Regions from separate parts of the Homo sapiens genome. Here region 1 is linked to region 2. Evidence: chromatin loops called from intact Hi-C (ENCODE). Cell type or tissue: CD14-positive monocyte. All regions are shown on one strand.

What was found. Peaks named below come from ENCODE experiments on the same cell type or tissue, not always from the same donor. Only the 100,000 strongest peaks of a DNase experiment are listed, where the experiment ranks them.
Region 1: a loop joins it to region 2, with 8 times the contacts of the local background. A loop is called at or near these places in 13 of 110 quality-filtered maps.

The regions. Positions count from the first base shown.
Region 1 is chr22:16,770,454-16,778,453 of GRCh38, forward strand. No RefSeq gene overlaps it. Among named protein-coding and RNA genes, the nearest start is that of LINC01665, 26 kb to the left of the region's middle. In CD14-positive monocyte, CTCF peaks have their summits at 4,283 (motif pointing right) and 4,494; DNase peaks (open chromatin) are centred at 4,338 and 5,818; H3K4me3 peaks cover 1,578 bases; H3K27ac peaks cover 2,046 bases.
Region 2 is chr22:16,889,017-16,897,016 of GRCh38, forward strand. No RefSeq gene overlaps it. Among named protein-coding and RNA genes, the nearest start is that of XKR3, 68 kb to the left of the region's middle. In CD14-positive monocyte, CTCF peaks have their summits at 3,143 (motif pointing left) and 3,342; no DNase peak of the experiment used is centred here.

The DNA.
Region 1 (8,000 bases), 120 kb before region 2:
TAAAAGAGGATACAAACAAATGGAAGAACATTCCATGCTCATGGGTTGGAAGAATCAATATCGTGAAAATGGCCATACTGCCCAAGGTAATTTATAGATTCAATGCCATCCCCATCAAGCTACCAATGACTTTCTTCACAGAATTGGAAAAAACTACCTTAAAGTTCATATGGAACCAAAAAAGAGCCCGCATCGCCATGTCAATCCTAAGCCAAAAGAACAAAGCTGGAGGCATTACGCTACCTGACTTCAAACTATACTACAAGGCTACAGTAACCAAAACAGCATGGTACTGGTACCAAAACGGAGACATAGATCAATGGAACAGAACAGAGCCCTCAGAAATAATACCACACATCTACAACTATGTGATCTTTGACAAACCTGACAAAAACAAGCAATGGGGAAAGGATTCCCTATTTAATAAATGGTGCTGGGAAAACTGGCTAGCCATATGTAGAAAGTTGAAACTGGATCCCTTCCTTACACCTTATATACAAAAATTAATTCAAGATGGATTAAAGACTTACATGTTAGACCTAAAACTATAAAAACCCTAGAAGAAAATCTAGGCAATACCATTCAGGACACAGGCATGGGCAAGGACTTCATGTCTAAAACACCAAAAGCAATGGCAACAAAAGGCAAACTTGACAAATGGGATCTAATTAAACTAAAGAGCTTCTGCACAGCAAAAGAAACTACCATCAGAGTGAACAGGCAACCTACAAAATGGGAGAAAATTTTTGCAACCTACTCATCTGACAAAGGGCTAATATCCAGAATCTACAAAGAACTCAAACAAATTTACAAGAAAAAAACAAACAATCCCATCAAAAAGTGGGCAAAGGACATGAACAGACAGACACTTCTCAAAAGAAGACATTTATGTAGCCAAAAAACACATGAAAAAATGCTCATCATCACTGGCCATCAGAGAAATGCAAATCAAAACCACAATGAGATACCATCTCACACCAGTTAGAATGGCAATCATTAAAAAGTCAGGAAACAACAGGTGCTGGAGAGGATGTGGAGAAATAGGAACATTTTTACACTGTTGGTGGGACTGTAAACTAGTTCAACCATTGTGGAAGTCAGTGTGGCGATTCCTCAGGGATCTAGAACTAGAAATACCATTTGACCCAGCCATCCCATTAGTGGGTATATACACAAAGGACTATAAATCACACTGCTATAAAGACACATGCACATGTATGTTTATTGCGGCAGTATTCACAATAGCAAAGACTTGGAAACAACCCAGATGTCCAACAACGATAGTCTGGGTTAAGAAAATGTGGCCCATATACACCATGGAATACTATGCAGCCATAAAAAATGATGAGTTCATGTCCTTTGTAGGGACATGGATGAAACTGGAAATCATCATTCTCAGCAAACTGTCGCAAGGACAAAAAACCAAACACCACATGTTCTCACTCATAGGTGGGAATTGAACAATGAGAACACAGGGACACAGGAAGGGGAACATCACACACCGGGGACTGTTGTGGGGTGGGGGGAGGGGGGAGGGATAACATTAGGAGGTATACCTAATGCTAAATGACGAGTTAATGGGTGCAGCATACCAACATGGCACATGGATACATATGTAACAAACCTGCACATTGTGCACATGTACCCTAAAACTTAAAGTATAATAATAATAAAAAAAATAAAAATAAAATGTTGATACCTAGTTATCCAGCTTCAGCTTACAAGGTTTGGGGAAAATTGGGCAGTTTTAGTTTTCAGTGATGCTAAACCATGAAAAGGGGGACACAATGTTGAAATTTTAGTTTACAGAGTTGTAGCTATATATTGAATAAAACAAGAACTGAAAAATGTAGACTAATAAAATTTGTAAAACATCTCACGTGGGTGTCCTCTAATTTTCCATTGAAACAAAATTCTCTCTGTGGTACTTCTCTTTACTCTTGTTCAGAAAATCAGTCTGGCCTTACTAGTTTTGGCATTATTTACCTGAGTGCAATAAGAATGGTCACTGACCACAAACACCTTTCTTTATTTCTTCATTTATTCATTATACACTTTTTAAATGAAAGACAGTGTCTGGCTCACTGCATTCTCAACCTCCTGGGCTCAAGTGGTCCTCCCACCTCAGCCTCCTGAGTAACTGAGACCATAGGAGCACACCATCATGGCTGGTTAATTTTGTGTTTTGTTTTGTTTGTTTGTTTGTATCTGGATATGGGGTTGCACCATGTTGTCTAGGCTAGTCGTGAATTCCTGGGCTCAAGTGCCTCTCCCACCTCAGCCTGTGAGAGTGCTGCGATTACAGGTGTGACCCACCTTCCTGGCCACAGAGGCCTTTCCAGTTTCATTTTTGAAAATTTCTGTAACTAGTCTCAGATTATATTTTTTGAAGCCTTGGGACTAGAAGCCAAGCCAGGAACTTGCCACCGACTTCCCTATCAGAACCTGTAGATTTGGTTGAATTCCACTCCTCTCAAAGTCTTCAAATATGGTGAGGTTCCAGAGCTTGCCCAGAAGTGACCTTTCTTATCTTGTAGGCTAGGAACTCTGTAACCAATTACCAGGTTGGTTTTTCCATGAAGGCTTTATAAGTATTGCCCCCACGGTCAACTTTAGTTCTTAATGCTACCTGGTTATATCTGATTCTATGGAAATCATTCTTAAACATATTTGATATTTCAGACAAGACTTGGTTATAAAACCACTTTCCACTTATGTTCTATGCAAATGCATTTTTACTAAACTGCAGAAATTTCTCTATTGTCATAAAAATCTTTATAAAATCTTAAATGTCCAGTGAGTATATCACAGCTCAATTACTACATTAGGAAATCCAATAAGTATACAAATCAAGTGTATTCCCTTTTTTCGTGTTTTTTGTTTGTTTGTTTGTTTGTTTGTTTGTTTTTTCTGACAGAGTCACCCTCTGTCATCCAGGCTGGATTGCAGTGGTGTGAGCTCAGCTCACTGCAGCCTCTGCCACCTGGGATCAAAAAATTGTCCTGCCTCAACCACCTGTGTAGCTAGGATTACAGGTGTGCACCACATTTCCTGGCTGACTTTTGTATTTCTAGTAAGGATGGCATTTCAACATCTTGGCCATGCTGGTCTGGTCTCCTGACTTCAGATGATCCACCTGCCTTGGTTTCCCAAAGTGCAGGGATTACAGGCGTTAGCCACCATGCCTGGCCCGCAAATGTATTCTTGCAGTTAATAATAACAATAACTTGTAATCTGTGGCTGTGTGCAATAAACTATTTTAAACTAATCTCATTTACTAAACATTTTCATGAGTCATGTGAACTTGATTGTCTATTTCTAGGATTTTTAGGAGTATGTAATTCACAATAATGCTCATTTATCTCTTAGCCAATTTGGATAGCACCCTTTTAAGTGATATTAAAAATTAACTTGGTACTAACATCCAGAGGTAGAAATATATCACACACAGTTCATCTATATGCTAAAAATATAGATAAAGGCAAGCAGATTTTATAGCCCTGACAAAATTTACCCATGAATAAAGCAATAGAGTAATATAAAACTCACTGGCTTATATCCATTTTATATTTTATCTAAATTGTGCTTCTAGCAAATGAGACAAGATTACCGATTCTATAGGAGACCTAATACCTAGCTGGAATTACAGGTGTGCACCACTATGCCAAGCTAAATTTTTGTATTCTTAGCAGAGACAGGGTTTCAGCATGTTGTCCAGGCTGGTCTTGAACTCCCGACTGCAAGTGATCCACCCACCTCAACCTCCCAAAGTGCTGGGATTACAGGCGTGAGCCACCATACCTAGCCCTAATAACCTGTTTTAGAGCTCACTCTAAAAATCACATTTGATTTTTTTGTTGTTTGATCTGTTTTGCTGGTGAGAGTCTCTTGAATTTTTCACTTCAGCCAATGTGTTTCTTAGTTCCAGGATTTTTTAAATTATTTCATTTTTAAAAATTTCTCTCAGAAGTTTATTAGTTCCTTTTCTGTCATTTTAGAGATCTGAATTTCCTGAAAACCGCCATTTTGAATTCTTGATTAGAGAACTCACTGATAGCCATCACATTATTTAGCACTGGTCAATGGTTTAGTGCTTTGTCCATTTGGGAAGATTATGATTCCTTGTTCGGTATTATTTCTAGTGGTTATACATCTATATCTTTTTATTGAAGGACTAGTTATTCAGTTCATTCTTTTCTCTGTATTATTTTGTGTTTTACTGAATATATTTGCGTTGAGGTTTTTTTAGACACACCTATGGTGGGTTTTTGTTTGCTTGCTTTCAGCTACGTCAGTTCCTTTGTTTTGACAGTAGATGGTGCCTTAAGCCAAGGTTTGCCTCAGCTCTAGCAAGCTTAGGATTGCTGCCAGTCCCCTATCAGAGAGATCCTGAAGGGGCTATGCTAACAGTGAGGGAAGGCTGGCTATAAGTTTGTGCCTAGGGAAATTATGAAATATACCTCCTACCTCATGGTACTGCTGCACAGGCACTCTGGTTTGGCATCTCCTATGGCTAAGATATCAAGGCTGGAGGTGGTAGTCCTGCCTTTCTGCCTTGTCCCTGGTTGTCCTCAGGAATTCTTCTTCTTTCAGGCATTCACAAGGCTTCCTGTGGGTTAAGACAGGAACAGGTTTCCTGCCAGGAAATCAAAAGTGGCTTGTGTTGTCCACTTCAACTTTATTTAATCCAGTGTAGTAAGCATGAGACAGAGGATTTTTTTTTTTTTTTACACTTCGTTGCCAGCAGACTAGGGGAAGAGTGTCATGAATATAAAAGCCAAACTTTCTTATCATCTGCCTGGTTTCTTCACTTCTCTGTCACCCTAGGAGCTGCCTCATCCTCATATTTGAGCTCTGAGTTATTGCTGGTGATAACCTATGCAATGTATATCGGTTTTTGGTTTCCTGTATGTGTTCTTGGGGGGAGGGGGAGCTAGGGTTGGTGGGGAAACATGCCAGCTTCCTTTACTATGTCATTTTTTTGTAAAAGTACTCTTCTCTAGTTTGCACTTTTTCTACTTCCTTGTGTGTGAATTGATAATTTTACATTTCTTCTTTATGTGTCTATGTTTGCAACTATATATTTCTCAGTATTGATTTTGCTGCATCCCAGAAGTTTCAATATGCTTTAATTTTCCATTTATCTGCAAGGATTCTTTAATTTCTTGCAGATTCTTCAATTAGCCATAGGTTGTTGAAGAGTGTATTGTTTAGTTTCCAAATATTATACATTTTTCAGTTTTTAGAAAATGGGGCTCAGGCGGTCACAGTGGCTCGTGCGTGTAATCCCAGCACTTTGGGAGGCTGAGGGGGATGGATCACTTGAGGTCAGGAGTTCAAGACCAGACTGATCAATATGGTGAAACTCCATCTCTACTAAAATTATAAAAATTAGCCAGGTGTGGTGGTGGGCACCTGTAGTCTCAGCTACTTGGGAGGCTGAGGCAGTAGAATCACTTGAACATGGAAGGCAGAGGTTGCAGTGAGCTGACATTGTGCCACTGCAGTCCAGCCTGCGTGACAGAGCAAAACTCCGTCTCAAAAAAAAAGAGGGGGGGCAGTCTCTAGTTTTATTCCACTGTGGTTGGAAAAAGCATTATGTGTGATTTCAATAGTTTTAAATATGAGACTTGCTTTGTGGCCTACCGTGAAGACTATTCTGGACCTATAAACCCTTTAGAAGAATATTTAATCCACTTGTGGAGTGGAGTGTTTTGTATATGTCTAATAGCCTCATTTGGTTTATAATGCTGTTTAAGACATTTGTTTTCTTATTGAACCTCTGTTTGGTTGTTTCATCCACTGTTGAAAGTGGGATGTTGAAATCACCAACTATTATTGCAGAACTGTCCACCTCTTCAAATCTGTTTGTCTTTGTTTCATATATCCTGCGGATCTTTTATTAGGTAAATATGTAAGGATAATATCTTTTTGATGAATTAAACATTCTTGATATTTGCATAGTACCTCTAGCTCTATTTTGGTTACTGTTTGAATTAATTTTCCCGTCCCTTTTAAAACATGTAAAAAGTCATTCTGTCAATCTTTGACTTTTAACTGGAGTTTAATTTATCTGCATTTAAGGTAATTACTGATAAGAAAGATTTTGCTATTTTTGTCCTTGTTTTCTACAAATTTGTTGTTGTTGTGGTTGTTATTCAATTCCTCCAAAAACTGCTCATTTTTACATTTGATTGTTTTTCTAGGGTACCATTTTGACTGTCTCATTTCTCTTTAGTATATTTTAACAGTTATTTTCTTAGTGGTCATTAAGGGTATTATAACTAATATCTTAAATTTATAATAATATAGTGTGAATTATAACAACTGTTTACATTATATAAAAATATTTTCCCATACTGCTGTCCCTCCATTCCTACGTTTTGTCAAAAATTGCTTCTTATTCAATATGTGCTAACAGCACAGATATATAATTCTTGTCTTATTATATGTCATTTCTTTATTTTATTATTTTATTTTACTTTACTGAGACATGGTTTCAATCATGCAGGCTAAACATGGTTCACTACAGCCTTGAGCTCCTGGCCTCAAGGGATCCTCCCACTTCCACCTCCCTTGTAGCTGGGGCTAGAGGTTCATGCCACCATACCTGGCTAATTTTATTTTCTGTAGAGACAGGGTCACACTTTGTTGCCCCGGCTGGTCTCAAACTCCTGGGCTCAACCAAACCTCCCACCTTGGTTGGGATTACAGATGTGAAATACTGTGCCTTACCACTTTTTAAATCTAGTAGAAAAATAAAGTCACAGAAACCCCCAAATACAATGGTATTGGCTTTTCTATTTCCTGGTGTAATTACTTTATTGATGTTATTTATTTATTTATTTGCACATGGGTTACTGTGTATTGTTCTTACATTCCTTACTTCATCATATTTTGTAAGGCCAATCTAATAGTGATGTACTCTCTTTAATTGTTTGCTTGGAAATGCCTTACTCATAAATTGAGAAATTGAGTTCGGTTTTGCCAGATATTGAGTTTATGACTGATTTATGTTTTCTTTCAGCCCTCTAAATATGTCACCCCAGTGACTTCTTTCCTCCATAAATTTTAATGAGAAATTGGCTGTTAATGTCATTGAGGATAACTTGCATGTGATCAGTTACTTCTGTCTTGCTTCTTTTAAAGTTCTCTATTAATTTATCTTTTGTCAATTTCAGTGTATGTGTTCCAGTGTAGATATCTTTGAGGTTATTCTTCTAGGAGTATTTTTTTTCTTCTGGGATTCTTGAATAAGTAAATTTGTATCTATCAGCACATTTGGGAAGTTTCAGCCATTGCTTCTTCAAATTATTTTTTTTATCTCTGTGTCTCCTTTTCCTGTGGGGCTCCCATTATGAATATGTTGATATACTTGATGTTGTTCCATGGCTACCTTAGTTTTATTCATTTTTCTTGTTTTTCTCTTCTTGTACCTTCCTTAGACTGAATAGCAAACAATCCGTCTTCAAGTTCCTTGATTATCCTTCCTGCATGCTCATGCATACTCTTCAGTCTTTCTAGTTACAGGGTATGAATTTCATTTTTAAAAATAATTTGTAGGTCTTTATTGGTATTTTCCATTTTTGAAACACTGTTGTCCTGGCTTCTCTTAGGTATTTGAGAACATTGAAGTCAAGTAAATTAAAATATTTGCCTAGTAAATACCACGGCTGGGATTCCTGAAGTACAGTTTCTTTTCATTATTTTCCCGTTGAGGGTGCCATTTTTTTGTCCTTTTGAATGCCTTGTATTTTATTGTTGAACAGTGAACACTTTAGAAATCATTCAGCATATCCAGAAAACATATTCCTGCCCTCCACAATTGCTTAGTTTTGGGGGTCATTTACTTGTTTTGCAACCCTCTAAAGCTATTTTTGTATCCTGTATTCTTTGTCATGTATGGACACTTAACCTGTGTTCTGTCACTCTGTTTGCCATCTACAGTTTTTGACAAATTTTTAGAAAACACTCCAAGCAAAGAAAAGGAAAAGGAGAAA
Region 2 (8,000 bases):
TTTGTTTTGATGTTGGATATTTGGAAGAGTTAAACTTTTATTCTGATGGCTACCTTATGTAATTTCATAAAATCATCTTTTTCTTTAGACAGTAGCTAATGTCTCTAAACTAAGAACAATGGTATTAGCTGTATTCTCTTTCTTGTCCTCCCTATGTGATTTTTCATCCCACAATTTGATTTAATCATATTAACTTTGTTTCCCCTGGTGCCATTAAGTATGCTTACATTTCTATAAACAATATCCTTTGACTCCCAGGCATTACAGATGAGCAGTCAGTAAAATCATTCTGAGGAATACTTTCTCTTTCCTTTTCTTCCATTTTTCTTAGTTGTATCATTTCTATATTGCCAGAGCACCTACAGTTGCATTTCTTTCTGTCAGCTTTATCCAACATTTGTTTTTGTCTTTTATTTGAAGTTAAATATATTCCTTGCTCACTACAGCACTGGGGGAAGGAAGGTTTCTGTTGTCATTGTTGCGCTTGTACAGTTGTTTATTTAAAAACATTGGCGAAAACAAAAATTGTATGTAGATGGAATGGAGATAAGACAGAAAATGAGAGAGACTGATGATGAGTGTGCTTATTCTAGACTGGGAGGCGTGCTACACTGAGCAGTGTCTCCCAGGCTGCAGGAAAGGATGGTTGATTGTGAGCAGGTGGACTTTCCACTGGAGGAGAGAAGTCGTGCGCTCAACAACCTGTGCAGAACCAGAAACTGGTAATGCTTCAAATCAACTTACAGACCTGGAGGTAGAAATTTAAGAAAACTCGTTTAGCACCTAGTTTCCTAGAAAATATTAGCTACTATTTGCTGAGCATCTGTCAAGTCTGTCTGTAGCATGGAAGATCTGAGTACAGGGGAAACTGGATTAGTAACAGTGGGTCAGAAAATTATATAATATTCAACCAAAATTCCTGCTTTACATACACAGCACCTGGTATTTCCAGAACTAGAAGGTAAAGAAATTATTTGTGCTTGAACTTGCAGAAAACTGCCTTTTCCCTTCTTCTCTTGCATCTTAACCTGGAGCTTCCCTTTTCTTGAGCCTCAGTGTGCTTCCCAACTCAATTTATAATTGACTTCCTGCAGTTTCTCCTTAGGACAGGGCTTTGTTTTGGGGGTGGTTAATTTGTAGGGTTCATAGGAAACAGACCACTCACAGCACCTGCTTTTTGCCATCCTCACTCTCAGCTATGAGCTGAGGCCCAGGAAGCTTTCTGCCAGCCTCAGCTGCTGTTCTCAGATTAATCTGCTGAGTTCTTTTTGCCTAGTAAGAATCTCTGAATTTAGGAATATAGATGTTAGCGCTTGCATTTCTAGGTTTTCCAGTTCCCAGGGCCATTAAACATTTTTTCCCTTTCCTTTCCTTCTTCCAAAAACATTGGTGATTCCCCTGGGTCCCTGTGGTTTAACCTCACAAATGGTCCATGATGACACCCTGTTACATTGTTTTGTCATAGTTAATACCTTGTTATCCCATTTGCTCAGTCAGTTTTTGTGAGAGATTCAGGGATATTAATAAAACTGTGCTGCTACTGCTACTAACATCTTGCGTAAAAGCCCTATTAATTAAAATGTTTATTTTGCATGTGATTTGAACTTGTAATTTGTATTCAAAGTTTTTCAACAGAGATCCAGAAAAGACCCTCCTTATATTTTTTTTGTGCATTGCAACACTTTTTAGTGAAAAAAAAAACATGAGAACAACACAAGTGATTTTAAAAGAATAAACCTACAATCCATTAATTATAAAATGAAATACTATGCAGGTGTTAAGAATGAGGGACTCAATAAGAACTTGTGTGGGGTAACTATAAACTTTTAAAAAATAAATTTAATGCTCATGTGACCATATTATCGTTAAAAAAAATACAAGCATACTTGCACACACCTTCAAGCAAAATGGGTACACGCATTTAAAAATATTTAAATTAAGTAAATGGCCCAATAATTTAACTTTGTACAATTCTATGTTCTCTGATTATTTTATATGCTAGAAACAGGCATTGCTGTTTTGCCTATTTCATTTGAAATAATTGTAGTCACATGAGGTTTAAGTTATAATACAGAGAGGTCACATATGCCTATTTTCTAATTGGATACCTTATTTATTACTATTGAGTTTTGAGAATTGTTTACATATGCTACATGTAAGTTCTTTGTCAGATATATGGTACGCAAATTATTTCTCCCAGTCTGTAATTCATTTTTTCAACCTCTTTACAGGGTCTTTCGAAGTAAAAAAAAAAAAAAAAAAGTATTTATTTATTTTAATGAAGTCCAGTTTTATCACTTTTTCCTTTTGTAGATTTTGTTTTTGATATGAAGCCTAAAAATTCTTTGCGTAGCCCAAGGTCTCAAGAGTTTTCTTCTATTTTAAAAAGTTTAATGAATTTATTTATTTATTAATTATTTTTGAGACGAGGTTTTGCCCAAGCTGTAGTGCAGTGGTGTCATCATTGCTCACTGCAGCCACTAACTGCTGGATTGAAGTGATCCTTCCACCTCAGCCACTTGAGTAGTAGCTGGGATTACAGGCACGAGCTACCATACACAACTTTAAGTTTTATAATATTACATTTTACATTTAAGCCTGTGATTTATGTGAGCTAAATTTTATATAAAGTATAAATTTAGGTCAGTCTTAGTTTTTGTACCTGTGAATGTCCAATTGCTCTAGCACCATTTGTTGAAAAAGATATCCTTCCTTTAAACTGATTTTGCATCCTTGTTAAAAAAAAAAATCAGTTGAATGTAGTGTGGTCTGCCACCTTTTAATAAGATAAAAACATTGACACTCACCAGATATCGAAGTTTAGAAATTTTTTTAAAGCTAAACTTCTGAAAATAGAATAAAAACACCTTCACATGTCAAATTAGTCACTTTGTATAGGACTAATTCATTTAAATATATTAAAATACAAAATAATTCAAACCACTAAAGTGATAATACAAGACTATAAATTAAAGGCTAATTATTAAGTCAAATTGCTGTATTCTACGTGTTAGAGTGAGTTCAAAAGATCCATTGTATTACTGAATAGGCAAAAGTTTTAATTTCAGAGGATGAAACTGATATATTACTGCCACCTTGTGGATATTCTGTTATTACAGGCTATTATAAAAAGCAATGCGGGTATGTAATCTGTTCTAACAAGAAGCATTTCCTTTTTTTGTCGTTTTTATTATTGTTATTATTACATTTTAAGTTCTGAGATACATGTACAGAACGTGGAGGTTTGTTACATAGGTATACACATGCCATGGTGGTTTACTGCACCCATCAACCCATCATCTACATTAGGTATTTCTCCTAATGCTATCCCTCCCCCAGCCTCCCACCCCCTTGACAGGCCCCGGTATGTGATGTTCCCCTCCCTGTGTCCATGTGTTCTCATTGTTCAACTCAAAAGAAAAACAGAAGCATTTTCTGCTTTCCCAATTTCTTAAATACAATGCAACTTTATGTTTAATTTAACTAACTTAATTTTTTGAGACAAGGTCTAGCTCTGTTGCCCAGGCTGGAGTGGCGTGGCGTGAATATGGTTCAGTGAAACCTCCACCTCCCTGGCTCAAGTGATCCTCCTTCCTCAGCCTCTCGAGTAGCTAGGACCACAGGCACGCACCACCATGGCCAGCTAATTTCTTTTTTATTTTTTGTAGAGATGAGGTCTCACTTTGTTGTCCACGCTGGTCTCAAACTCCTGGGCTCAAAGGATCCTCTTGCCATGGCCTCCCACAGCGCTGGGATTTATAGGTGTGTGCCATGGCACCAGGCCTAAGCAACTGTAGAGAAGCCTTTTTTTCTTTCATAAAAACAGTTGTAGATATTTTCCTTATGGAATTTATTTGTGGTGAAATATTTTAATAGACAGTTTAATTTGTTAAATAATTTGTCTCCGATAATAATAATTGATTAATATTAAAACTACAAAACAAGTAGGGTCTTCTTTTTCTATGAAAAATGAAAGTTGATTTTGACATTTATGTAAACATTTTAAATATTCAAAGTATATAAATGTGAAGTCCTATCAAGAGTAATTAAACAAGAGAAAGAAATAAAGGGCATTCAAATCGGAAAGGAGAACATCAAATTTTTCCTATTTGCAGATGACATGATCTTATATATAGGAAAACCTGAAGACTCTACCAGAAAACTTTTAGAACAAACAAATTCAGTGAAGTTGCAAGACACAAAACTAATACACAAAGATTGGTTGCATTTATATATATGAACAACAAACTCGCTGAAAAAGAAATTAAGAAGGCAAACCCATTTACAATAGTTACCAAAAAAAAAAACCCAGACATAAATGTAACCAAGGAGGTAAAATGAAAACTACAAAACACTAATGAAAGAAATTGAAGAGGATACAAACAAATGAAAAGACATTCACACTCATGGATCAGAAATATGAATGTTGTTAAAGTGACAGTACTACTCAAAAGCAACCTACAGATTCAATGCAATCTCTATCAAAATACCTATGAACATTCTTCACAAAATTAAAAAAAAATCCAAAGAGATTTTATGGAATCAAAAAATATCCTGAATAGCCAAAGCCATCCTAAGCAAAAAGAACAAAACTGGATGTATCATGCTACCAGACCTCAGAATATACTACAAAACTGTAGTAACCAAAACATCACGGTATTGGCATAAAAACAGACACATAGACCTATGGAATAGAATAAAGAACCCAGAAAATCCACATATCTCAGCCAACGGATTTTTTACAAAGGCGCCAAGAACACTCATTGGGGAACGGGTAGTCTCTTCAATAAATGGTGCTGGAAAAACTGGATATCCATATGCAGAAGAATGAAACTAGACCCCTGCCTCTCACCCTATACAAAAATCAACTCAAGTATCTCAAATACCCAAATATAAGACCCCAAATGGTAAAGCTACTAGAAGAAAACATAGGGGAGATCCTTCAGGACATTGCTCTGGGAAAATATTTTATGAATAAGGCATCAAAAGCACAGGCAACAAAAGAAAAAATAAACAAATGGGATCACATCAAGCTAAAAATCTTCTGCACAGCAAAGGAAATAATAAAGTGAGTGAAAAGACAACCTACAGAATGGGAGAAAATATAAACTACTCATCTGGCAGGAAATTAATATCAAGAATATACAAGGAATTCAAACATATCAACAGCAAAGAAGCACAACAATCTAATTAAATATAAACAAATGCTCTGAACAGACATTTCTCAAAAGAAGACATACAAATGACCAACAAATAAATGAAAAAATGTGCAACATCACTAATCAGCAAGGAAATGCTAATCAAAGCCACAGTGAGGCATCATCTTACTCCAGTTAGGATGGCTATTATAGAAGAGACAAAAATAACAAATGCTGACAAAGACGTGAAGAAAAGGGACTTTTTTTTTGACAGAGTCTCACTCTCCGTCCAGGCTGGAGTGCAGTGGTGGTGTAATATGGCTCCCTCTGCTCCTAGGGTTCAAATAGTTCTCCTCCCTCAGCCTCTTGAGTAGCTGGAGAAAAAGGAACTCTTATGCACTGTTGGTAGGAATGTAAATTAGTGCAGCCAGTATGGAGAACAGTATTGAAACCCCTCAAGCAATCCCACTACTGGGAATTTGTCCAAAGGAAAGAAAAGCATTATATTGCAGAGACATCTGCATCCCCATGTTTATTGCAACAGTGTTCACAATAGCCAAGATATGGAATCAACCTAGGTTTCCAACAACAGATGAATGGATTTTTAAAATGTGGTATATATACACCAAGGAATGCTATTTAGCCATAAAAAAGAATAAATAAAATCCTGTCATTCTCAGCAACATGGATGGAACTGGAGGATATTATGTTAAGCAAAATAAGCCAGGAATAGAAATTTCAACACCACATGTTCTCACTCACGCAGAAGCTAAAAAAAAAGTTGATCTCATAGAAGTAAAAAGTAGAACAGAGGATACTGCAGGCTGAAAAGGGTAGGGAGAAAGGAGGAATAGTAAGAGATTTGTTAATGGATACAAAATTACAGCTAGGTAGGAGTAATAAGTTCTAGTGTTCTATAGTACTGTAGATGGCTATAGTTAACAATACTATATTATGTAGTTTAAAATACCTAGGAGTAGTTTGAATGTTCCCAACACAAAGAAATAATAAATGTTTGAGATGATAGATATGCTAATTACCCTGATCTGATCACCATCTACATGTACTGAAACATCCCCGTATAGCCATGAGTATGTATAATCTTTGTCAATTTAAAAAGTAAAAAAAAAAATTAATCTTGGAGAATGCATTTGAAGAACTTGTACTCAAGAAATCAACTTAAGAACCTGAGTCTCCTTGGAATTTGTGTTTTCTAGACCAGTACTTCTCCAAATTAAAGCAAATTTAGGCTGGGCATGGTGGCCCATGTCTATAATCTCAGCACTTTGGAAGGCCGAGGCGGGCAGATCACTTGAGGTCAGGAGTTCGAGACCAGCTGACCCAACATTGTGAAACCCTGTCTCTACTAAAAATACAAAAATTAGCTGGGCATGATGGCATGTGCCTGTAATCCCAGCTACTTTGGAGGCCGAGGCAAGATAATCGCTTGAACTGGAGAGGTGGAAGTTGCAGTGAGCCGAGATTGCACCACTGCGCTCCAGCCTGGGCAACAGAGCAAGACTCTGTCTCAAAAAAAAAAAAAAAAAGCGAATTTAGTTCACTTTGGTATTGTGTCAAAATGTTGATTCTTTTAAAGTAAACCTAAAGAATTTAGATGTAGTTGAAGCTTGTCATCTGTTCTTAATTTTTTAATAAAAATATAATATTTAGATTCAGAGTAAATCTAAAGTGAGACCTGAAGCTGCTCCCAGGTGATACTGATGCTGCTTATTTTTGCCCAGATTTTGAGTCACAAGGTTCTAAATTATTGGTTTGAAGTCCTACATGAGTAATCACTTGGGGAGCTCAATTAACATCCAGCAACAGACTAATTATTAATAAACCAGAATCTTCAGTATTAGGCTTCAATCATTGGCAATTTTTTTTTTTTTTTTGACACTCAGTCTCCCACTGTCGCCCAGGCTGAAGTCCTGAGGCCAGAATGAGACTAGGACATGGTTCCTTTGCCTAAGTAAAGTGAGGCAGACAATGGAATACTTCAGACTTCAAATGAGTATGGTAAGTGCTATGAAGAGTATGATTAGAGTTCATTATTTACCCAGAAAAGGGTCACTCAGCCCAGCCTGGGAGTTAGAGAAGGTTTCCTGAAGTCTTGACATGTGAGTCATGAAAGGACATAAGGAGTTAACCATGTGACAAAATAAGCTAAGAGAATTCTCAACAAAAGACAAAATATTGGCAAAGGCTTTTAGGCATATACTAGCTTCGTATTATTGGGAGAATGTAATGATTTTCTGTATTTCAAAAGTGTGAAATACAAAGTGGGCCATGATATGAGATAAACCAGTTTAATATGTTCTGGGAACAGATCATAGAAGGGCGTGTATGCTGTCCTAAGGAGCTTAAACTTCAACTTCAGTTCACGGGAGCCAATGACAAGATCTGAGCAGGGGAAGGATGTGGCTAGAGGGGCATTTTAGACAGACAAGATCCTCTGTGGATTACACCTAGGCTAAGCAATGGGTTAAAGTTGTTGTCTTAAGACAATAGTCCAGGTAAAAGATAATATAGTTTTAAATTGGGATGTTAGTAGGAATGAGGAAGAGGGATGGATTTCAGAAATAGTAAGGAAATGTATTAGCAGGACTTGATTAGTGATTGACTTGGGGAAGGAGGGGAAGATAGAGTTCAGGATGACTCCGAGACTGTCTGGTGTCGGTGGCTAATGACTGAAGCTATTAATAGAGGTAGGAAATGCAGACCAAAAGCAGGCCCGGGGTGAGAGATGATAAATTTGAATTTTAACATGTTGAGTTTGGACATCCAGGGTGAAATAACCACAAAACATTTAAATATACGAATCTGAAAAGGTAAGCATCATAAGCATATTAGCTATTGGTA